3 separate regions of the Homo sapiens genome follow, and regions 2 and 3 are each linked to region 1. Evidence: chromatin loops called from intact Hi-C (ENCODE). Cell type or tissue: endothelial cell of umbilical vein. All regions are shown on one strand.

Evidence for each region. Peaks named below come from ENCODE experiments on the same cell type or tissue, not always from the same donor. Only the 100,000 strongest peaks of a DNase experiment are listed, where the experiment ranks them.
Region 2: it touches region 1 in a loop (11-fold over the local background); 2 of 110 quality-filtered maps call a loop at or near these places.
Region 3: it touches region 1 in a loop (5-fold over the local background); 42 of 110 quality-filtered maps call a loop at or near these places.

The regions. Positions count from the first base shown.
Region 1 is chr10:6,084,450-6,092,449 of GRCh38, reverse strand. It overlaps RBM17 (RNA binding motif protein 17), which reads right to left and starts at 3,416. Exons shown (of 12, transcript NM_032905.5): 1 at 3,257-3,416. RefSeq lists silencers at 2,685-2,744, 3,015-3,104, 3,115-3,554 and enhancers at 1,920-2,758, 3,715-3,764. In endothelial cell of umbilical vein, CTCF peaks have their summits at 3,572 and 5,863 (motif pointing left); DNase peaks (open chromatin) are centred at 599, 2,549, 3,539 and 5,859; H3K4me3 peaks cover 1,564 bases; H3K27ac peaks cover 2,064 bases.
Region 2 is chr10:6,272,339-6,280,338 of GRCh38, reverse strand. It overlaps a transcript of PFKFB3 not described here. Among named protein-coding and RNA genes, the nearest start is that of LINC02649, 50 kb to the left of the region's middle. RefSeq lists enhancers at 539-833, 266-1,020, 4,645-5,084, 5,235-5,344. In endothelial cell of umbilical vein, no CTCF peak of the experiment used is centred here; a DNase peak (open chromatin) is centred at 4,878; H3K4me3 peaks cover 325 bases; H3K27ac peaks cover 1,672 bases.
Region 3 is chr10:5,946,302-5,954,301 of GRCh38, reverse strand. IL15RA (interleukin 15 receptor subunit alpha) reads left to right here. Exons shown (of 7, transcript NM_002189.4): 7 at 1,096-1,918. The coding sequence ends at 1,207. Among named protein-coding and RNA genes, the nearest start is that of IL15RA, 27 kb to the left of the region's middle. In endothelial cell of umbilical vein, a CTCF peak has its summit at 4,735 (motif pointing left); a DNase peak (open chromatin) is centred at 4,721; H3K27ac peaks cover 818 bases.

The sequences.
Region 1 (8,000 bases):
TTTTAGTTAATCTATTCCTTAAAAAGTGTGTATTCTTTATTTTCGCTATATTAAGCATTTAATATACAATAGTTTGTTCATTAATTCTCCCCACCGCAACTACTGAAATGTAATAAGTACATTAATAAGACTGCCAAGACCCAAACTTACCCTAATTAACGTTGACATTATTACTTAGACAACATAACACATTTATTTCATTAGGTCTGCTGCCAGGTAACAAAAAGCTGTACTTTGTAACAACTGGATATACCATAAGAAGCCAGGATCAAAAGTAAATACAAATTGCTGGTTTTTATAACTTTAAAATATTTGCTATTTCCTTCCTTTTTGTGGCAACACTTCCCTTTGAGCAACCCACGTTTCATATATGCTACATTTTTTCTTAGGAAACATAACAAACATGGTTCTGCCAGAAGGAAGAATGGTGAGTTTTCAAGATTCCACCCAAGCTGGAAAGTATTTTTTTAAAACATGTGCAACTGGCAGGAAAAAGAACATGGAAGAGTCTTCTCAGAAGCACCCCACCTACTTATCTTTCAAGTGCATCTCAGAAGCCTTTAGTGACTATTGCCCCCACATAAAACTAACCCCCCCCAACTGGTTTCCTCAAGCATACTCAGATCACAGCAACCTTGGCAAGTTATGCTGCCTATTGTTTCACACAGCGGTTTCTTCCTGCAGTGTAAGCCCCCTAAAGGCAGGGGTGTTTCTTATGTTCAGCTTTGTATCTCTAGCTCAGCACCATGCTTGAACATTGTTAAGTGGCTCTATTAATATTTTTTAAATGTGTTAGTGAATGGATGAAAAATGTTAGTGCACCTATTTAAATCACATTATTATGAAACAGTGAGATCTGCAGATCTGCTTTTTAAGCACATAACTTATGATAAGTAGGATAAAATTTAAATTGCAAACCATAATTAAGGAGAAAAAAACTACCACCACCACACAACCAATAACGAGTCAAGGTCTGAGTTCTGAGCACCTAAAGAGGCAGGCTTGTTAGCAAGAAATATTTCTATCACTAAACAGATATTCATGCATCATAAAACAAAGCATGCCTCTTTGAAGCCTAAAGAATATGGCAAGACCGGGCCCAGTGGCTCACGCCTGTAATCCCAGCACTTTGGGAGGCCGAGGCAGGAGGATCACTTGAGATCAGGAGTTCGAGACCAGCCTGGCCAACATGGTGAAACCCCGTCCCTACTGAAAATACAAAAATTGGCCGAGCATGGTTGCGAGCGCCTGTAATTCCAGCTACTCAGGAGGTTGAGGCCAGAGAACCATTTGAACCTGGGAAGTGGAGGTTGCAGTGAGCCGACTTACACCGCTGCACTCCAGCCTGGACTATAGAGTGAGACTCTGTCTCAGGAGAAAAAAATATATGTATATAAATATATATATAAAAATATATAAATATATATAAATATATAAATATTTATATATTTATATACATATATATGGCAAATATACCCAGAAAGGAACAGGAGGGGTGGTGCACTTTGGTGTCCGCAAAAAATACAGCTTAAAAAGCATCTACCTCAAGTATAAGATCTACCATGACTTTCTAAAGAATTAAAAAAAAATTTTTCCCATACCTCCATCTGACGCCCTTGTCAGTTTAATCTTTCCATTCAATCCCACCCTCTGGCTGTTACCAAAATGCCATAGGCTAGTATTGCAAACACAGTCCACTACAGTCACCTGTAATTTAGGCGAATAACAGAACTTCCTTCACTATTGACTATTATGAAAGGTTTGAGAGATGACTAGCCTGGGATCATCTGTTCCCTGCTGGGAGGAGGTCTGAAAAATTCATAGGCAGGGGAGAATGGGAAGGTAAGTTAAAACAAACCAGGTAAAAAGAAATCCACTTTAAATAAAGCTGCATTTGGAAGTGTACAACAATTCTCTCAAGAGCCTCCAGAAAGGCTGCCTTTGGTTCCGCAGAGCTCCACAACCGCACAACCTGCTCTGTTATAAACTGGACAGCACGCAGCACCTTGCTTAACTAACTCTAAAAATAAAGCCCTCTCGTTTAGCTCACTAAACTGTTACCCCATATTCCCTAAAAGCTGTCATTACGATCAAAATGTCTGCAGCCTTTACAACTAAAAATGTGGAAACTTGTGTTGCATCCTTTTAAAAACTCCATCTGCTGCGGGGAGCCAGTGCACATCTACCCATCTATTTGAGTATATGCGAATCTTGCCCTTATCTAGAATATCCTATTTCCCATCCATATGCCTGGCTCTAGCAAAATAAGGACCCTCAATGGCGCTTCTTTACTGCTTCTCAAGAAACCTCCATGTTCTGACCTGACTACTCCTGGAAACACAGCAGCCCCTCCTCAAACCTTTCTTTCTGCCTAACCTGCAGCTTCCAGAACGCACTACGGGGCTTCGCTTCTGCTACTTTCGCACTTACTTCCTCCGCCGGCAGCCTTTTTCCCACCTCTCACATCTAACAACGTACCTTCAAGACTCAACATAAGCATGACCTCCTCTCTCAAGAGAGGTCCTTCCAGACCCCACTTGCGTTTCTCAAATCAACCCGGGCCTGGGTTTTCACGCCTGCTTTCCCAGAAACCAAACTCCTGCAAGCAGGGGCAGAACCTCATTCCACCTGCATTCTCCGATCATTACACATTCTCGGGGCAAGAGGCGAAGCTCAAAGACTGCCTGGGGTCGGACGTGAGCGCTGAAACACCGCTCAAACTGCACGAGCCGAGGCGACGCCGGGGTTAGGGCTGCATTCCTGTCCCGGGCAGCTCCGGAGTCTGAGAAACGCCAACGTCTGCACTCCCAGTTCTGAGACCCCGGGAGGAACCGGCTCCGAGCCCCAGAGAGGGGCAACCGTGCAGGGCCAGGGGGGACACGCTACGGGCTACTCGGTTCTGGTGACCAGACAATTTCGTCAGGATGCGGTGCACGAGACGGAGAAGAAACGCTCTTCAGCACCAAACAGCCCGAGGCAGACATGAGGAGGAGGAGGAGGAAGGGAAGAGGGAGAAGGTCAGGGCCAGGGTCACCAGAGGCGGCGGCGGGCGGAGGGTACCGGGCCGCAGCCGCGTGGAGAGACCAGCGCCCGCCGCGGGGACTGAGACCCTCGGAGGCTCCGGCTGCGCTGGCCCGGCCTCCGCCCCTCGCGACGGGCCTAAAGCCGCGGGCTTGCGTCTAGCGCCTCCCGGGAAGGCGCGCCCGCCTCAGGTCCCGCCAGGCCACCCACCCGGGGCCGCCGGGGCGCCACTTACCCGGCCCGCCCGGCCGACTCTGCCCATGAGCCGCGCCGGCGGCAGAGCGGAGCCGGGCGGCACTCCGCGGAAACCCGCCAGCGGCAGGAGGCCTCGGCGGCGCCCACCCTTCGCTGAGTCCTCAGGGCGCTCGGCGGCGCGGGGTCAGGGAGCGCGGGCTGCCGGGAGAGCGCGCCCGCGCCTGCGCCCCGCCTGCGCCTGCGCCTGCTTCGGCCTCTGCGCCTGCGCCGAGGGCGCCTTGCCGCACTGCCCCCTGCCCGCGGGAGGACCGCACTGCACGCTCCCCTCCGCCGGCGTCTTCTTACCATCAAGAGGTGTCGCCCTGGCGCACATTTTCGAAATTCCACAAGGCTTGGGGAGCGCGGCAGCGCCCCCAGATGGTGAGGAGGAGAAGTGGTCCGAGGCCGGGCTTTCTGATAGGGGAGGTGGGGGAAGTCCCTCCAGGCCCCTCGATCTCATTCATTCAAAGCCACTCCTATATAAGCAAAAAGTTGAAAATAAGTCTGCATAGGCCAGATGCTGCAAAAGGATGGCAAGGAGCACGAGGTTAAGCGTAAGATTATGGAAACAGATGCCGCGATTAGGGGTACAGAAAAGAATGTCAATGCTATAAAGCCTCGGTCTTTAAAAACGACGTCGCTGACAGAAGCAGGGAGGGAAAGGGAAAGTGGGACTTCGGGTAAATATGATTTTTACATCTGTAATTAATTGGGTGTCAAATAGAGTTCAAGCCGATAAATCAAATAGTAGAGATTTAAGCAGACGTCTTAGTCCGAAGGAGTATACCAAGAAAGTTACTATAATCCATTAAAATCCAGTCATTAAGAAAACGGGAAAAGGGGGAAAAAAGAAATACAGTGGAGAGACAAAAGACAATCTAAAGAAATAGAGGATTAAGGACGTCATGGGATGGTATGATTCTGAGGGTAACCCAGAACAAAACTACAAAGCTTTCAAATAATCCACACATACATGCACCCACACATACATGCATGCACACACACACACACACACACAAAACCACAGCAAAAAAAATATATATATAGGGAAATATTTTAAAAAGTTACAAAACAGAAAGCGTAACCAAACTATATGACAGAACAAGACCAAATGTCTCACAAGAAGAAATATAGACCTAAGCTTACCTACTAAAAAACTACAATCTCAGATAGGAGCACAAACCATCATGCAACTCAGTGTTGTATACAAGAAAGTGCTAACGTTATTCTGAGTTTGAAAATACAAGATTGGAAAAGATATACCAGGAATATGCAAAAAAATTAAAAAAATCAGGAATCACAAACCGCTTACTACAAAGTTGATTTCAGGGCAAAAAGCATTAAGTAAGATTAAGAAGGACATTTTATAATCTTGAGGAGCACAATTCACAATCAAGAAAAAAATAGGAAAAATAGGAAAATCTTTGCACCAAATCACATAATCTCATTATTCATAGCAAACACTGTAGGAGTGAGTGAATAGACAGAAATAATTGGCACACTCCTTGCCAGACGAAGAGTACAAAAAGTAAATGGGGATTGAGAAGACCTAAAAATACAATTCCTATGATAGATCTAATATATCAAACACTGTCCCCTAAATAGACATTACATCTTTTCCAGTGTCTAAGGAATATTCACAACAATTAGTCATATTTTAAACCACAGAGAAAAATCTTAACATAGTCCAATAAGTAGAATCATATCGGTAATATTATCTGCAGCAATTCAATAAAAGTAGAAATTAATGAAAAAACAGAAAATAAAACATGCCTACCCCTTGAAAATTTTTAAATGCTTAAATAACACTTGGACTAAAAAGGAAAACAAAATCAAAATAACATAATATCTAGAAAAGTATGAAAATGACATACTCATGGGATTTAGCTCAGAGAGTACTAAGAGGAAAATTCATGGTTTTAAGTTTTTGTATCAATTAAAAACTTGGAAAAAGCTAAATGAATTAAGCACTTGTGCAAGAAACTGGAAATAAAATAAAAATGTGAGAAGCAGAAGGACGTACTTGGTCAATAAAAGAAGCAGAAAGTAATAGCGTGTAAACAGAAAAAGGAAGAAGGGCAAAGATAGAAGGTGTCTAGACTGGGTCTCTCCCCACCCCGTGATCAAAGCACCGGTGGGGGTGCAAAAGCCCTGATTAGGAGGTCCAGAGCTGCAGGACTTCCTCCAGGTTGAACCTGCTGTCTACCTGTACTCCCTAATCTGCTTGGCGTCTCCACTCTGCAGTCTGAGACCACTCCTTCCTCCCTTTTTGGTTGAAAATTTGTGCCTTTGTTCCCAAATCATTCCATCATACATACACAAGTAACTTTTTGGTTTACAGACCATAGATGCAATCACATCCATTGTTTAGGAATTTTCTAGTTTAACTTCCAGGAGGAAAACTGCCTTACTTCATTTCCTAGTACGTGAGCAGTCTCATGCTTGCCTCCATTTCCTGTCAATAGTAACAAATATCATCTTTATTTTATGCACCGAGAATCCAAAGCTTAACCCAATGGGGGAACAGAACCCAGGCCATGCAACTATCAGAAAGCGCACACAAAACGGTGGAGCTTTAGAAGAGGGACAAGACAGACGCGCTGGAGCGCCCCCTCGGGGCTGCAGAGCAAACATCGGTAGTGACTCCTGCGTAAACAAGTCGTGTGATCTGCTCCAGCTGTGCTCAGCGCCTGGCAGGAGGCTGGCAGGCAGCAGATGGTAGAATTCATCGGAAACTGGGAATTAGCAGGGCAGATGTTCCAGGAAGAAAGAAGATAAGGGCGGTGTTTGGGCTGGCAGGAAAGGCTGGGTGAAATGCTACAGTATGCAGCATGGATGGAACCGGGGGACCCCGAAACAGGAAAAGAAAGGGGTGTGGGCCCTGGAGGGAAGACAAGCTAGTTAAGACAATTTGATCAGATTATAATTTGATCAAAAACAAGTATTCCCAAGGATTCTGTGTGTAGGGATGCTTTCGGTGCACCGTGGAGAATGATTTTTGTCTCCTTTTTTGTATCTTTTTTTTTTTTTTTTTTTTTGAGACGGAGTCTTGCTCTTGTCACCCAGGCTGGAGTGCAATGGAGTAATCTCAGCTCACTGCAACCTCCGCCTCCCGGGTTCAAGCGATTCTCCTGCCTCAGCTTCCTAAGTAGCTGGGATTACAGGTGCCCGCCACCATGCCCGGCTACTTTTTGTATTTTTAGTAGAGACGGGGTTTCACCATGTTGGCCAGGCTGGTCTCGAACTCCTGACCTCCGGTGATCCGCCCACCTCGGCCTCCCAAAGTGCTGGGATTACAGGCATGTATATCTCTAAGCAGCTTCGGCCATTTCAGAAATCTTTCCTTCCTTCCTTCCTTCCTTCCTTCCTTCTTTCCTTCTTTCCTTCTTTCCTTCTTTCCTTCTTTCCTTCTTTCCTTCTTTCCTTCTTTCTTTCTTTCTTTCTTTCTTTCTTTCTTTCTTTCTTTCTTTCTTTTTCTTTCGATGGAGTCTCTCTCTTGTTGCCCAGGCTGGAGTGCGATGGTATGATCTGGGCTCACTGCAACCTCCACCTCCTGGGTTCGAGCAATTCTCCTGCCTCAACCTCCTGAGTAGGTGGGATTACAGACGCCTGCCACCACGCCCTGCTAATTTTTGTAGTTTTGGTAGAGATGATATTTCACCATGTTGGCCAGGCTGGTCTCAAACTCCTGACCTCAAGTGATCCACCCGCCTTGGCCTCCCAAAGTGCTGGGATTACAGGTGTGAGCCACCATGCCCGGCCCATCTCACAGATTTTTTAAAGTTTTTTCACTTTTTTTGTCTTTCTAAATCATTCTCTACAGTTATTCCTGCTCTGTAAGGTTTCTAATAGTAAAAATATAGGAACAAACTAGCGAACAATAACAACTTAGGGAAATTCAATTATGTTGAGAGACAAATAATTTACATGGAAGGATCCCATTTTTGTTTTAAAAATTTATAAATATATACAAAGTATCTATAAGGTATTTGCCAATATGGCTGGCTCCAGATAGGGATTATCAGGATTCTTTATTTAAATTTTTTTGCTTGTTTGCCTTTTTTATCTCTGAGTAATATGCTTGCATTGCTTTTGTAATAAAAATAATGAAAGAAGGCTGGGCGCGGTGGCTCACGTTTATAATCCCAGCACTTTGGGAGGCCAAGGTGGGTGGATCACTTGAGGCCAGGAGTTCCACACCGGCCTGGCCAACATGGTGAAACTCCGTCTCTACTAAAAATACAAAAATTAGCCGGGCATGGTGGTGGGCGCTTATAATCCCAGCTACTCAGGAGGCTGAGGAAGGAGATTCGCTCAGACCTGGGAGGCAGAGGTTGCAGTAAGCTGAGATCTCACCACTGTACTCCAGCCTGGGCTACAGAGTGAGACTGTCTCAAAAAAGAGAAAAATAAAAATAAAAATATAATGAAGGAGATCATCAATTTTTAAAGTACATAGAATTTTCTGAAATTTTTAAAGTTTTAATTCATCTTCCACCTAATTGGTGTCTGTTCTGCTTGTTTGAAAATATTTTCATACATTTTTAAATTGCATTGATTAGTTGAAAACTAATCTTTTCAATAAGAAATTTACTTTTTTAAAAACATAACTTTTGTGTGCAATTTATGGCTTTCATATGCATATTTTTTATTTTGATATAGTTTTGAGACAGGGTCTCACTCTGTCACCCAGGCTGGAGTGCAGTGGCATAATCACTGCTCACTGCAGCCCCGAAATCCCAGGCT
Region 2 (8,000 bases), 190 kb before region 1:
CAATCGTACCATCAAGGCGCTATCCGCCCAAAGGAGGAAGACGGATGGTCTACATATCCAAATAAAATAAGGCGGCAAGTACTACATACAGCTTAATAAAGGACTATGTCACCACAGAGGGAAAAATCCAATTCCTTCTGCCTGGTAGACGTGAGGCAGTTATCCTGGAGGAAGAGACGCCAGCACTGGGTCTTGATTGATGAAGAGAATGTCTCCAGAGAAGGGGTTTTAGGTAGAAGGGGCAGCTGAGCAAAGATGTCACAGCTCAAAGGTAACGAGCCAGGTGTGTCCGCTGTGTGACACGGACAGCGTGGAAAGCCCTGGAACCCTGTCTCCCAAAGCTATCCGGTCCTATCTGCCTATTGATGTCCTGCCCACCTGCAAAGCTCTGAGTCTTCCAAGAGGCCTTCCTTCACAGCCTTTCCTACACACACAGCATGCAGCCAGGGTCAGGCCAATGTCTAATTAATCCCCAGAACCCAGCAGAGAGTAGCCCAGCACCTTCCGCATAGGAGTGCCTTGAGAAGTCAAGATCAATGACTCCAGCCTCATTTATGTAATGGTAAATAGCACTGGTCTTTGTCAAATGGCTGGAAATTTTGTTCACCTCCTGGTGTCCCCGGAGCTAGTTAATGGTTAGTTTCTGATTGCCGCCTCATGCTGTCTGGCGGGAGGTTCTGAGTGACTCAGGGCTCTGCTGACATTCCAGGAGGTCACCGGAGAGACGGAGAGACATTCCCCCAAACGTGACCCCAGGCACACAGACAGCAAACACAGCAGGAAGCAGGAAAAGAGCCTTTCTCTCTTCTAAGTGCTCATACATCAACCAAAGAACCAAGATCCTTGTTGTTCCTCCAGATGAATTTATAATATGATGAACAGGAAAAATAAAATCTGCTCAGCCCATTTTTATAAGAGCAGATGCCCTTTCCCAAGGTTGATAGAAACCCGATTGGCGGCACAGAAAAGAACATTTCAGTCCTTCCAAATTTCTAAAAATATGCATACGATGTTAGATAGTTGACCACTAATGTTCCTAAGATAATAACACTAAGAAAGACTTGTTATTTAAAAAAGAAGTCAGTTGAGACATTTTAAAAATTCACATTTACATGACTTAAAAATTTAACCATGCATGAATATAGACTATATAAATGATATGTCCTCATTGGAGGGATAAAAGCATTCAGAATAAAAGCCATAATAAGTTAGTAGCTATTGCATTATTATGATCTTATGCACATCAATGATCTATTCATAGTAATCATCACAACTGAAGGTTAGTGAGCAATTGCTGTGTGGCAGACACCACACTCAGGGCTTCATGCATTTCCTCAGTGAATTCTCGCCGCAGCCCTATAACAGCAGTCCTGTTCCTATCTCGTTTTACAGATAAGGAGCAGAGGCCTCTGCATGGGACCTCTCAGGGAGAAAGTAACAAAGTCAGGCCTAGCATTCGAGTCTGTCTAAGTCTAAAACCTATGATTTTACCACCCACCACACTGTCTCCTTAAATGGCTCCTATGTGTCTATTCATTCCTTAAACGAGCATTTATTGAGCATCTGCATGCAAGCACTAGGCTAAGTCCTAGAGGATAGAAATGTGTACAAAAGTCTGCCCTCCGCAAACCTCTGCTCTAGAAGTTAGTATCCACTTTAGCTTTAAAATGGCTATGCAGATGGCTATTTTATTCCAAATAACCTCAAACTGGAAACAACCCAAATGGTCTTCAGGGGATAACTGGTTAAAAATCAACAGTGGCTGGCCAGGCACGGTGGCTCACGCCTGTAATCTCAGTACTTTGGGAGGCCGAGGTGGGCAGATCATGAGGTCAGGAGTTCAAGACCAGCCTGAACAACATGGTGAAACCCCGTCTCTACTAAAAATTACAAAAATTAGCTGGCTGTGGTGGTGCGTGCCTGTAATCCCAGCTACTCGGGAGGCTGCAGCAGGAGAATTGTTTGAACCAGGGAGTTGGAGGTTGCAGTGACCCAAGATCGTGCCACTGCACTCCAGCCTGGCAGCAAGACTCCCTCTTAAAAACAACAACAACAACAAAAAAAAATCAACAATGGCTGACCCAAACCACAGAATACCACTCACTAATAAAAAAGAACAAACTAGCCGGGCACTGCGGCTCACGCCTGTAATCCCAGCACTTTGGGAGGCCGAGGCAGGCGGATCACAAGGTCAAGAGATCGAGACCATCCTGGCAAACATGGCGAAACCCCGTCTCTACTAAAAATACAAAAATTAGGTGGGTGTGGTGGTACATGCCTGTAGTCCCAGCTACTCAGGAGGCTGAGGCAGGAGAATGGTGTGAACTCAGGAGGCAGAGGTCACAGTGAGCCAGAGATGGTGCCACTGCACTCCAGCTTGATGACAGAGCAAGACTCCATGTCAAAAAAAAAAAAAACTATTAATACAGAAATGACTTGGATGGATCTCAAAGGAATCCTTCTGAATGAAGAAGTCCACTAGCAGGTTACATGCTGTATTAGTCCATTCTCACACTGCTATAAAGAAATACCTGAGACTGGGTAATTTATGAAGAAAAGAGGTTTCATTGGCTCATAGTTCCTTAGGCTGTACAGAAAGCGTGGTGCTGGCATCTGCTCAGCTTCTAGGGAGGCCTCAGGAAACTTACAATCATGGCAGAAGGCAAAGGGGAAGCAGGCACATCTTACATGGCCAGAGCAGGAGGGAGGTGCGGGGGCAGGGATATGCCACACACTTTTAAACAGACAGATCTTGCAAGAACTCTGTTGTGAGCACAGCACAAGGGAAATGATGTAAACCATTAGAAACCACCCCCACGGCCGGGTGTGGTGGCTCACACCTGTAATCCCAGCACTTCGGGAGGCCAAGGCAGGTGGATCACTTGAGGACAGGAGTTCAAGACCAGCCTGGCCAACATGGTGAAACCCTGTCTCTACTAAAAATACAAAAATTAGCTGGGCGTGTTGGTGTGCACCTGTAATCCCAGCTACTCAGGAGAATCGCTGGAACCCAGGAGGCGGAGGTTGCAGTGAGTCCAGATCGCGCCACTGCACTCCAGCCTGGGTGAAAGAGCGATACTCTGTCTCAAAAAAAAAGAAAAGAAAAGAAAAAGAAAAAAGAAAGAAAGAAAGAAAAAGAAACCATCCCCATGATCCAATCACCTTCTACCAGGCCCCACCTGCAGCACTGGGGATTACATTTCAACATGAGATCTGGGCGGGGACACAGATCCAAACTGTATCACATACAATATGATTCCATTTATGCAACATTCTGAAATGACAAAATTACAGCAATGGGGAACAGGTTAGTGGTTGCCAGCAGGTGGGGAGGAGAAAGGAGGGAAGGTGACTTGAGGCTCTAGAGGGGTAGCATGAGGGAGCCTCCTGGTGATGGAGCAAAATCAAGATATATCTTGATTTGGGTGATGGTTATAAGAATCCACACATGTGATAAACCTGCCTACAACTACACACACACACACACACACACACACACAAATACATATAAAATGGGAAATCTAGGTAGGTTCTGTGACCCAATCTCAATATCATGGTTGTGATATTGTACTGTAGCTATGTAAGATGTCACATTGGGAGAAACTGAGGGAAGGGGACAAGGACCTTCCTGCACACTTTTTGTTTGCATCATCCTTGAATCTATAATTATGTCAATTTTTTTTTAATTGAATTACTCCTCAAGTTTTTTCCTTTATTGGAGGCTATTTAACCCCACTTGCAGCTGCAACATCTCAGCTGTTGCCCAGAGAAAGCGAAGTTCATTGGTACTTGGCCGACCCCAAATTGGAGTTATTGTAGCTAGTAGTTAGATAAGGCCAGCAATTAATCTGTAACTATCCTGTCTGCAGCTAAATGATAGTCTCCCATACAGAGATTTCTCTTTTTGGCATTTTTTGGTTTGTTTCTTGGGATTTTTTTTTTTTCTGAAGCATGGCCCTTTTATGAAATAGATCCATAAACACATTTTCCACTTTCATACATTTGCTAAGTTATGATCTAAAATATTTTTATGACACATACATATAAATAAACAACAACCCCTCCCATTCTAGGCCATGTTTCTGTTTGAAGAATTATCCCATTTGTTATCCTATTTCTATAGCATGCCACCCATGAACCTGATTCAAAGGCCAAAATCCCACAAAATAAAGATAGCATTTGGCTGATAATCCACTCCAAGCAAACAAAGCCTTCTCTTGGGTCAGTAGAAGTTTTGGTTCTGTTTTTACCAAAAATCCTCTCATTCCCTAAAGACAGACTCTGTCTTTACGCAGTCTATTTGTCAAATACAAGGTGCCATGAATTGGGAGACATCTTGATTTCAAGCATGAAATAGCAAGCATATTTCGAGGAATGAGATACTCCAGCATGAAGAAAGCCTGTCTCCGAATGGGTGGGCTGCAGAGGGAGCACCACCCTCCACATGGAGAAAGCATAACCCCTGCGTGTATTTGAAGAGCCATATACCCCTTAAGCCATTAAAAAAAAAATGTTTCATTCTTGATGATGTAATCCTCTCTATGAAAAATACAAAAATTAGCCGGGCGTGGTGGCCCATGCCTGTAATCCCAGCTACTCAGGAGGCTGAGGCAGGAGAATCCCGGGAAGCGGAGGTTGCAGTGAGCCAAGATCGCACCACTACACTCCAGCCTGGGTGACAGAACGTGACTCCATCTCAAAAAAAGAAAAAAACCCACAAGATCCAAACCAAGGTTTCCCTTTTGCACAATAAGAACGCGTGTGGGGAACAATTGTGTGGTTCTTTGCACTGCCCAGATGAGCTCATGAGAAAATTCCCAGCAAGAGCAGCGCCTGGGTGATGGCGGTGAGTCACCGGCAGAGGCCTGACTCCATCACAAGGCTGGGGACAGCGTTCCCGGCATGCAGTGTCAGCTACTTCCTGGCATGGAGTGTCAGCTACTTCCTGTCTGAGTCAGGCGCAGGCCCCGAGGGTGGCTCCGCTGAGGGAACTGGCACCTTCTCCACACACCTCCTTCGCCGAGTCACAGACAAGCTATGCAGAGAAATCTACCGGAGCCACGGCAAGGCTCTGGAAGAGGACAGAGAAGGGAGCAGCTTCCAGAGGCCACATCGGTTTGTCGCCATGACAACAGAGGGGCGGGGCCGTGACCACCTGCCCCTGGCACAAGGCCCCCAAGTGCCGAAGGGTCACTGAGTCTTAAGCAAAGAGCAAGAGGCATCAGCCTCATGGGACAATCCACCCAGAGTCGCCTAACCACAGACCCCAAAAGTCCCCTAGTGGACACCACCCAGTCCAGGAACAGATCAAATTCAAGAATATGTAAACTTGGGTGGGAAAAAAAATCTTTTCCTCCACTAGCCAGGAACTAATATTTAGCATTTTCATTATGAAGATAGGCAGCATACCACATGAGCAGCCTCTGTGTCGGTCACCAGTAAAAATCATAATATGTTCATGGCACATGATGGTTATTGCAGTTTTGTTTTTTGTTTTTTTTTTGAGACAGAGTCTGGCTCTGTCACCCAACCTGGAGTGCAGTGGTACCATCACAGCTCACTGCAACCTCGACCACCCGGGCTCGAGGGATCCTCCCACCTCAGCCTCCAAGTTGCTCGGACTATAGGCGTGTGCCACCACACCCAGCTAATTCTTTTTAGATGGGGTCTCACTATGTTGCCCTGGCTAGTCTCAAACTTCCGGGCTTAAGCAATTCTCCTACATCAGCCTCCCAAAGTGCTGGGGTTACAGGCATGAGCCACCACACCCAGCCTGTTGCAGATGTCTTGAAAGAGTATTTACCCTTCATCTCTACTGTGAAATTACGGTTGTTTTCAGACTTGCCACTATTGAATGCATTATTAAAGTGGTACATATATTTCTACATCGTAAATGTTTATATTTGGCATTTTGATATCAGTATTTCAAGAGTTCTCTCCTTCGTAATCCAAAGTGTGTTATTTTTTAAATGTAAACATTATTCTAAGAAGGGGCTCAGGATCAACCCTGGAGGACCAGAGGGGCTACAGCACACACAAAAAAGCTTCAGTACACTGTATTAGTGTGCTGAGGATGTCGCAACAAAGTACTTCAGATGGAGGGACTTACACAACAGTTTTTTAATTTTTTTTTTTTTTAGAGATAGGATCTCGCTCTGTCACCTAGGCTGGAGTACAGTGCTGCAATCATAGCCCACTGCAGCCTTGACCTCCTGGGCTCAAGCGGTCTTCCCCTTCAGCCTTCCAACTAACTGGGACCACAGGTAAGTGCCACCAGGCTCAGCTATTTTATTTTTTGTAGAGACAGGTCTCCCCATGCTGCCCAGGCTGGTCTCAGTCTCCTGGGCTCAAGTGATCCTCCTGCCTCAGCTTCCCAAAGTGCTGAGATTATGGGAATGAGCTGTCGCACCGGCCCACAACAAAAATTTATTTTCTCCTGATTCTGGAAGGTGGGAGTCCAAGATCAAGGTGTCGGCAGGACTGGGTCCTTTGAGGCTGCGGGAAGGAGCTATCCAGGTGTCTGTCCTTGACCTGTAGTCAGCTGTCTTCACTCCCTCTTCTCATCACCTTCTCTCTGCATGTGCCTGTCTCCAAATTTCCCTTTTTTATAAGGACATCAGCCATACTGGATTAAGGCCCATCCTAATGACCTCATTTTAACTTGATGGCCTCTGGAAAGACTTTTCTCCAAATAAGGTCACACCCTGAGGTGCTGGCGAGTAGGACTCCAACGTGCTGTTTTTGGCAGGGATGCAATTCAGTCCTTAACATACTCCAGTCCAATCTCCATGCTTTCCTTAGAGAACCCTCAAGCCCAGAGTGACTGACAGAACTGTCAACAGAACACAGGTTTCCCGACAGCCCCCTCAAGGTTTGAAGGGCTTTATACACTGTAAAGGGCCGTGCGATTGTAGGTTGCATGGCGGCGGGGATCCCTTAAAGAGCAGGCGTTCTCGGGAAGGCAACGCTTTTCACCCACGGGTGGCAAGCTCCTCGGGCCCCAGAAGAGGAACGGGGAAAACTCCAGGCCTCATTTTTGTTTGTTTTACTTTTGGTGGGCAGCTGCTTCTAGTCACATCTCTAATTTCACGGCCATCATGAGAATATGGATCACATCTGTGAGGTGGGCCCAGCAAACCCCGTCTCTACTGAAAATACAAAAAAATTAGCCGCACGTGGTGGCAGACACCTGTAATCCCAGCTACTTGGGAGGCTGAGACAGGAGAATTGCTTGAACCCGGGAGGCAGAGGTTGTCGTGAGCTGAAATCATGCCACTGCACTCCAGCCTGGGCAACAGAGTGAGGCTCCACTTCAAAAAAAAAAAAAAAAAAAAAAGCCTGCAATCTCAGCCCCACTCACTGCACAGGAGACATGTGAACACTTTAGGAGAATGGGAAGTATTTTCTTTTCCTTTATTTTCCTCTGAGACTTTCTCTATAAATCAAGCCCTCAGGCCTATTGTCCAAATCTGAAATAAAGCCTGCCTCCTCCATCTGACCCTGTTCTCAAGAGACCTGAAATGAAATCTTCCCACATAGCCCTTGGCATGCACAGATCCAGGATATGGAACAGGGCTGACGGAAACTCATGAAAGCACAGCGCGGCTGGGGCCCAGGTCGACCTATTTCTTTTTTCTTTTTTTTGAGACAGAGTCTCCCTCTGTCACCCAGGCTGGAGTTCAATGGCACGATCTGGGCTCACTGGAACCTCTGCCTCCCGGGTTCAAACAATTCTCCTGCCTCAGCCTCCCAAGTAGCTGGGATTACAGGCACCCACCACCATGCCCAGCTAAAATTTTTGTATTTTTAGTAGAGACGGGGTTCACCATGTTGGCCAGGCTGGTCTCAAACTCCTGACCTCAGGTGATCCGCCCGCCTCGGCCTCCCAAAGTGCTAGGATTACAGGCATGAGCCACCGTGCCCAGCCAGACTGACGTATTTCAACACGTTGGCCAGAATGCATAAATCCAAGGCATCATTCAGGGTTTAGTTAAGAAACC
Region 3 (8,000 bases), 140 kb after region 1:
TCTCTACAAAAAATACAAAAAGTTAGCTGGGCGTGGTTGTCTGCAGAGGCTGCAGCAAGCCAGCATCACACCACTGCACTCCAGCCTGGGAGACAGAGCAAGAACCTGTCTCAGAAAAAAAAAAAAAAAAAAAGAAGAATTGGTAAATTTGATGAGTGTAATTACTTGGTCATTTGGTGAATTGATTCTTTCCATAAACTTGTTTTTTGCAAATGGGTTATTAGTTAGATTTGCCATTTGACAAATTGGCTGTTAGCAAATTATTGTCAGTGAATTGACCCCCATCCTGCCTTATTTTAGCTCTCACTCCAGGGAGCTCACACTGCTTACCTTAAAATGGCCTAAAGAGCTGCTGCTCCTCCGGAGGGACATTTCACCAGCCCTGGTAGAAGGTGCCGGCCAGATGCCCAGGGCATCAGCACCCAGGCAGCTCCAGACAGGCCAGCCACGTATGACCAGTGTCCTGCCTCGCCTGTGCTTGTCATTCGGGAGCTGATTGATTTGTGTATTTCTTTATTTATTTCACACATACTAAGTGCTAAGAACTGTTTTTAAAAGCTTCATGAATATTAAATCACTTTTTTCAAGATGATCAACTCTGGTTTGGCTAGGCTCCCAGTCACTCTCTCCTTCTCTTGTTCCTGCCATTTGAATGGCTTTTTGGCAGAGGACTGGCAAAGCGTGGGGTGATGGCAGGGTGGCGTAAGTTGCTCCAACAGCACTTGGTGAGTCTTTGGTGGATGGGGAGGTTGGAAATACCTGGAGAGGATTTATTCTCATCATATTGTCCTGGTTGGTCTTGAACTTCTGGGCTCAAGCGATCCTCCCACGACAGCCTCCTAAAGTGCTAGGATTACAGGCATGCGCCACCACACCTGGCCCCTAGATAGGATTTAATACACTCGGTAGAGGTAGGCATTCTAGGTTCTCTCCATCTCTGAGGACTAAGTGCTCTCTGTCTGACTCCCGTGGCAGGGCCTCTGTCTGCTCCTGCCATCCCCGCAGTGCTGGACATACATGCTCAGTGGGAAGCGTCTGTTGATTTGAGGGCAACCCCCTCCTCTTTTCAAAACCTATGAACCACCTGCTTTGCAGGCAAACTCCCCCGCTGGCCAGCGTTGAAATGGAAGCCATGGAGGCTCTGCCGGTGACTTGGGGGACCAGCAGCAGAGATGAAGACTTGGAAAACTGCTCTCACCACCTATGAAACTCGGGGAAACCAGCCCAGCTAAGTCCGGAGTGAAGGAGCCTCTCTGCTTTAGCTAAAGACGACTGAGAAGAGGTGCAAGGAAGCGGGCTCCAGGAGCAAGCTCACCAGGCCTCTCAGAAGTCCCAGCAGGATCTCACGGACTGCCGGGTCGGCGCCTCCTGCGCGAGGGAGCAGGTTCTCCGCATTCCCATGGGCACCACCTGCCTGCCTGTCGTGCCTTGGACCCAGGGCCCAGCTTCCCAGGAGAGACCAAAGGCTTCTGAGCAGGATTTTTATTTCATTACAGTGTGAGCTGCCTGGAATACATGTGGTAATGAAATAAAAACCCTGCCCCGAATCTTCCGTCCCTCATCCTAACTTTCAGTTCACAGAGAAAAGTGACATACCCAAAGCTCTCTGTCAATTACAAGGCTTCTCCTGGCGTGGGAGACGTCTACAGGGAAGACACCAGCGTTTGGGCTTCTAACCACCCTGTCTCCAGCTGCTCTGCACACATGGACAGGGACCTGGGAAAGGTGGGAGAGATGCTGAGCCCAGCGAATCCTCTCCATTGAAGGATTCAGGAAGAAGAAAACTCAACTCAGTGCCATTTTACGAATATATGCGTTTATATTTATACTTCCTTGTCTATTATATCTATACATTATATATTATTTGTATTTTGACATTGTACCTTGTATAAACAAAATAAAACATCTATTTTCAATATTTTTAAAATGCATTAAGAGAATCACCAAGGAGAAATGTTCCACATAAAGGAGGAGAAAGAGTAGGAAGGCAGAGTCCAAGGTGACTGAGTTCAGGTGTTCTTTCCAGAAGGAGAAAAAGCCTTGCCTAAAGCTGGCTCCGGTCACAGTTTTGGGGAATTTCCCACAATTCCATGTGAGGAGAAGCAGCATTATCTAATCCACACAGTGGCAAGTCTGGGCTCAGCTCCCCAGTGGTATACACATCGTCTCTTCCCTTCTTCTTCTCTTACTTTCTTTGCTGTTTTTGACATTTATTTCTAAAATCATGGGCCTAACCCCACCTCCTCATTTTATAGATGAGAAATTGAGGACTGGAGAAATTGTTCTGCCTGCAGCCATGAAGCTTGGTTAATGCCAGAGCTGGATCAGAGCAGGAGCTGGGACACTGGGCGCAGTGACTCACACCTGTGATCCCAGCACTTCAGGAGGCCGAGGCAGGAGGATTGATCGAGCCCAGGAGTTCAAGAACACCCTGGGCAACATAGTGAGACCCCATCTCTATAAAAAAAATTTTTTTCTTGAAGCAGTCTTGCTCTGTCACCCAGGCTGGAGTGCAATGGCGAGATCTCAGCTCACTGCAGCCTCTGCCTTCCAGGTTCAAGCAATTCTACCTCAGCCTCCCAAGTAGCTGGAACTACAGGCATGTGCCGCCACACCCTGCTAATATTTATATTTTCTTAGTAGAGATAGGGTTTTGCTATGTTGGCCAGACTGGTCTCAAACTCCTAATCTCAAGTGATTCACTCACCTCGGCCTCCTAAAGTACTGGGATTACAGGCGTGAGCCACGGCGCCCAGCCAAAATTTTTTTAAAAAACAAAAGTAATAAGAAGTGTAGGTGGGGCGGGAGGGGAGCAGTCCTGGCTGAAAACCAGCCACCAACTGCCCCTTGTACAGCCAGGGGGAAGAGGGAGCCACTGTGAGCATTTGGGAGATGGGGCATGGGCATAGTGCCCAATCCACATGTCATCAGACATTCTCAAAGTGCCATTTTTCACTGACTTCTTTTTTTGTGGGGGAGGGGACAGAGTCTCACTGTGTCACCCAGGCTGGAGTGCAGTGATGCAATCTTGGCTCACTGCAACCTCCGCCTCAAGCAATTCTCATGCCTCAGCCTCTGGAGTAGCTGGGACTACAGGCACAGGCACACACCACAACACCTGGCTAATATTTTTTTTTTTTTTTTTTTTTTTTTTTTTTTTGAGACTGAGTCTTGCTCTGTCGCCCAGGCTGGAGTGCAGTGGCACAATCTCGGCTCACTGCAAGCTCCGCCTCCTGGGTCCATGCCATTCTCCTGCCTCAGCCTTCCCGAGTAGCTGGGACTACAGGTGCCCACCACCATGCCCGCCTAATTTTTTGTATTTTTAGTAGAGCCAGGGTTTTGCCATGATGGCCAGGATGGTCTCTTGAACTTGTGAGCCCAAGCAGTCTGCCTGCCTCGGCCTCCCAAAGTGCTGGGATTACAGGCATGAGCCACCACACCTGACCATTTTTTTCACCGATATCTGCCTGCCTTCAGCTTAGATGCCTTCATCAAAATCAGAGGAGGCTTCTCCACGTGGCTGCTTGGGCTTCCTCACAGCACGGTGGGCTCAGGCTAGTCACACTGGCTGAAAGAACATAGAAACTGCCAGGCCCCTGACAGGCTGGTCCAGACACTGGCACGCATCACTTTTGTGGCATTCTATCCGTCGAAGCGAGTCACAAGGCTGGCCCAGGTTCAAGCGGCCAGGAATGATGAAAGGGAAGGAAGGAATCAACACAGGTCCTTTGGCACCCATCCACTGTACCTTTCAGGGCCATCAGGAAGTGCAATTGCCTTTCAGTCCTCAGCACTCAGTAAATGCCAGCAAATATTTGGGTGAATGAATGGGCAGAATGACCAGGAGGTCAGCATCTGCCAGGTGCTGGGAAGAGTCCGTCCTTTTTTATTTTTATGTTGAAATGGAAAGAGTACACAGAACTCTGAAGGGTGATGGGAGCACCGTATTCTAAATCTCAGCATCACACAATATACCCGTGTAACAACCTGTACATGTTCTCCTGAGTCCAAAATAAAAAAAGAAAGTTCTATAGCTGTGAGGCCTTCAGTCCCCACGTCTTCAGCTGCCACAAGTCTAAATGATTCACATCTCCTCCTCTTCTCTCCTTCCCTGCCCTACACATTTGCCTTGAAGAAAAAGGATTACTCTTCACCTTTTATATTTTGCCTTGATTTTTCTTGATCAAGAAATAAGACTTTTTTTTTGAGACAGAGTCTTGCTCTGCTGTCCAGGCTGGAGTGCAATGGTGCAATCTCAGCTCACTGCAACCTCCACCTCCTGGGTTCAAGTGATCCTCCTGCCTCAGCCTCCCAAGTAGCTGGGATTACAAGCGTACACCACCACACCTGGCTAATTTTTGTATTTTTGGCAGAGACAGTGTTTCACCATGTTGGCCAGGCTGGTCTCGAACTCCTGACCTCAGGTGATCCAACCGCCTCAGCCTCCAAAGTGCTGGGATTACAGGCTTGAGCCACCGTGCCTGGCAAGAAATAAGACTCTTAACTCCCCCCACCACTTTTTTAAAACCACTTACGTTCTTTATTCCCTTGTATAGATGCAGATTTCCATTTTCTTCCTGCCTAACTTTTTAAAATATATCTTGTGGTGTGACTTTCCCCGTTTAAACCCTTCTTCAGACATTAGGAAGTGGGAGAGCAGGGATCAAAAGACACCCTGTTTCTCACTGCTCACCCCCCTGTTCCCCAAGGACTTCTTCCTCTTGGCTGAGGCTGCCACCTCCTGGCTTGGAATTTCACAGCACAGAGCGGACTCCCCGAGTACTGCGGGTTTGTCTCACCCCAGGGCTGTGCTCCTTGCAGGCAGGACCAGCCCGACCCAAATCACAGCCTCCCCCACCTCACACTGCTAGGCACTAATCAGAACTCAATGTGTGCATATTTTAGGTAATATTAGGCACTATATTACCGGGGGATTTAATTGACACTTTACTTCCCTAAGTGACTGTAAATCCACCCATTCTAGTGGTGCTGTTCTTAGCTATTCAGGATGAAACACCTCCTCCTCTCCTGAAACCGTCCGTCCCTCATCCTGACTTGCAGCTCACAGAGAAAAGTGACATACCTGAGGCTCTCTGTCAATTACAAGGCTCCTCCTGGCGTGGGAGATGTCTATAGGGAAGACACCAGCGTTTGGGCTCCTCCCAATGACCCTGTCTCCAGCTGTGCTGCACGCACTGACAGGGAGCCGGAAAAGGTGGAGGAGATGCTAAGCCCAGTGAATCCTCTCCATCGAAGGATTCAGGAAGAAGAAAACTCATCTCAGCGCCATTTTACATATATATGCATTTATACTTCCTTGTCTGTTATATCTACACATTATATATGATTTGTATTTTGACATTGTGCCTTGTATAAACAAAATAAAATATATATTTTCAATATTTTAAAATGCATTAAAAGAATCACCAAGGATGGCCGGGCAGGGTGGCTCATGCCTGTAATCCCAGTACTTTGGGAGGCCGAGGCGGGTGGATCACCTGAGGTCAGGAAATTGAGACCAGCCTGGCCAACATGGTGAAACCCCATCTCTACTAAAAACACAAAAATTAGCCTGGCGTGGTGGTGAGCGTCTGTAATCCCAGCTATTTGGGAGGCTGAGGCAGGAGAATCACTTGAACTCTGGGGGTGGAGGTTGCAGTGAGCCGAGATCATACCCCTGCACTCCAGCCTGAGAGACGCAGCGAGACTCCAATTCAAAAAAAAAAAAAAAATCACCAAGGAGAAATGTTCCACACAAAGGAGGAGAAAGAATGGGAATGCAGAATTCCACTGGGGCTCCTCCATCCTGTTGGGGTGCCTCATCACCCACTGACACAGACGGGCTGACCTCCCCTCTCCCTGCTCTCCCCACGCGTGGGCACCTGGCCTGGGCGTGGCCTCCAGGGCCTCTCAGCTAGACTACAAAGCTGTTGAATACAGAGAATGAAGAGCACAGAACTCACAGGGCAGTGGCCAGCAGTGGCCTCAGAAGCTCTGACTGGCTGCTGGGCCTCCTGTTCTGGGCTCTCCAGGCGTCTTTAGGTCCTAACCATATTCCAAACCTAAGCCTCCCATTTTCCGGGATTCTATGAGCCCCTCGTATCTTTCCAATACATTTTTTTTTCTTTATAACAGATTCTGTTTTCATTACTTGTCACTGAAAAGTTCCTAGCTGATATGAAATTCGGTACCAGGAGTGGGTATTGCAAATTATGGAGAAGAGGGGAGATAAGGAGTGTCTGCGGCTGGTTATCTGCCTTAGGGACGAGAGAAAAGAGTGAATGTTCTGATGATATGCAGAGACAGGAATGGAGCGGCCCAGGGAATTCGGTAATTAGTTCGCCAGGAGGTGCCTGGGATGTCATGCCTGCTGCAAGCCTGGCTCTCAGAGACTATGTTGCGTCCATCCTGAAATCGTATGGATATGAGAAATCTGAGCCCATAGTGGGTAGCTGCTTTTAATGTCACTGAAAAACTTAGAGAATAAGAAGTTCAAATCTCTAAAGTCTGAATTCAAGCCACAGGCTGAAACCTAAAGACTGCCTAGAACAACGCGGAATTTCATTCCTTACAGATGCGAGGCCAGGATATCTGAAAACCCATCTTAAGAGTCTGAGCCTTTGGCTGGGCGCCGTGGCTCATGCCTGTAATCCAAACACTTTGGGAGGCCGAGGCAGGTGGATCGCTTGAGTCCAGGAGTTCAAGACCAGCCCAAACAACATGGCGAAACCCCTGTCTCTACAAAAAATACAAAAATTAGCCAGTTGTGGTGGCATGTGCCTGTAGTCCCAGCTACTCAAGAGGCTGAGGTGGGAGAACTGCTTGAGCCCAGGAGGTAGCAGTGAGCCGAGATCATGCCACAGCACTCCAGCCTGGATGACAGAGGAGACACAGTCTCCAAAAAAAAACAACAGTCTAAGCCGTCAAGTTGTTGGAAGAACATTAGCTGAATCCATGGCCCCAGCAGGTTTCCCAGCTGAAGGGAGAGCACTGATTGGAGAAGGGCGAGGTTCCTGTACTGGATTAAAAATGTAGGGGGACATTTGGAGGACTCACAGGATCCCCCACCCTCCCTTGTCCTCAGAAGCAGCCCTCTGTTCTGCCTGACAATGCTGCAACATTGCCTCCTGCTCGAGGGGGGCATCTTGCAAAAGGAAGTCTGTTCTGCTGACAATTTCCTCCCCCTGTCCCATTCTGCATGGGGAGAAAACTTTGCTGAGAATCCCAATCAGACCCTCAGGATCCCAGGAATCAGCCTGTTCCGTGGAAACAAGAGCTCCCCAAGGCTGGGCCGGGCCCTGCTGCAAGCACCTCCACCCCCACGTCCCACCTGCGGCCTCCTCACAGGCCAAGCCCGTAGCCAATGCCCAATGCCCCTGTCCTTCCTTCACAGTCTCCTACATCCAACTCACCTTCCAGAACCAGATCAAGTTTACCTTCTCCAGGAGCCTCTGTTGTTTCAGTTTTGGAGGGTTTTTTTTTTTGAGACAGAGTCTCGCTCTGTCGCTCAGGCTGGAGTGCAGTGGCACGATCTCCACTCACTGCAACCTCCGCCTCCCGAGTTCAAGCGATTCTCCTGCCTCAGCTTCCTGAGTAGCTGGGACTACAGGTGCGTGCCACCATGCCCAGCTAATTTTTATATTTTTGATAGAGACAGGGTTTCGCCATGTTGTCCAGGCTGATCTGGAACTCCTGATCTCAAGTGATCCACCCGCCTTGGCCTCCCATAGTGCTGGGACTACAGGCGTGAGCCACCATGCCCAGCCCCGGAGCCTTGGCTAATGACTCAGTTGTACAAAATCATTTGCCTCTGAGCCTTCATAACACTTATTATCGGTGCTATTCATGTGGCATCTGCAAAATACTATCTTTGTGCAGTGGAAAGAAGATAGAACTTAAAAGCCTGAGTGTCGAGCATCCATTCTACCCTTTGCTGAGCATCCATTCTACCCTTTGCTGGCCCTGTCACTTGGAGACACTACACACACGGACATTGCCTC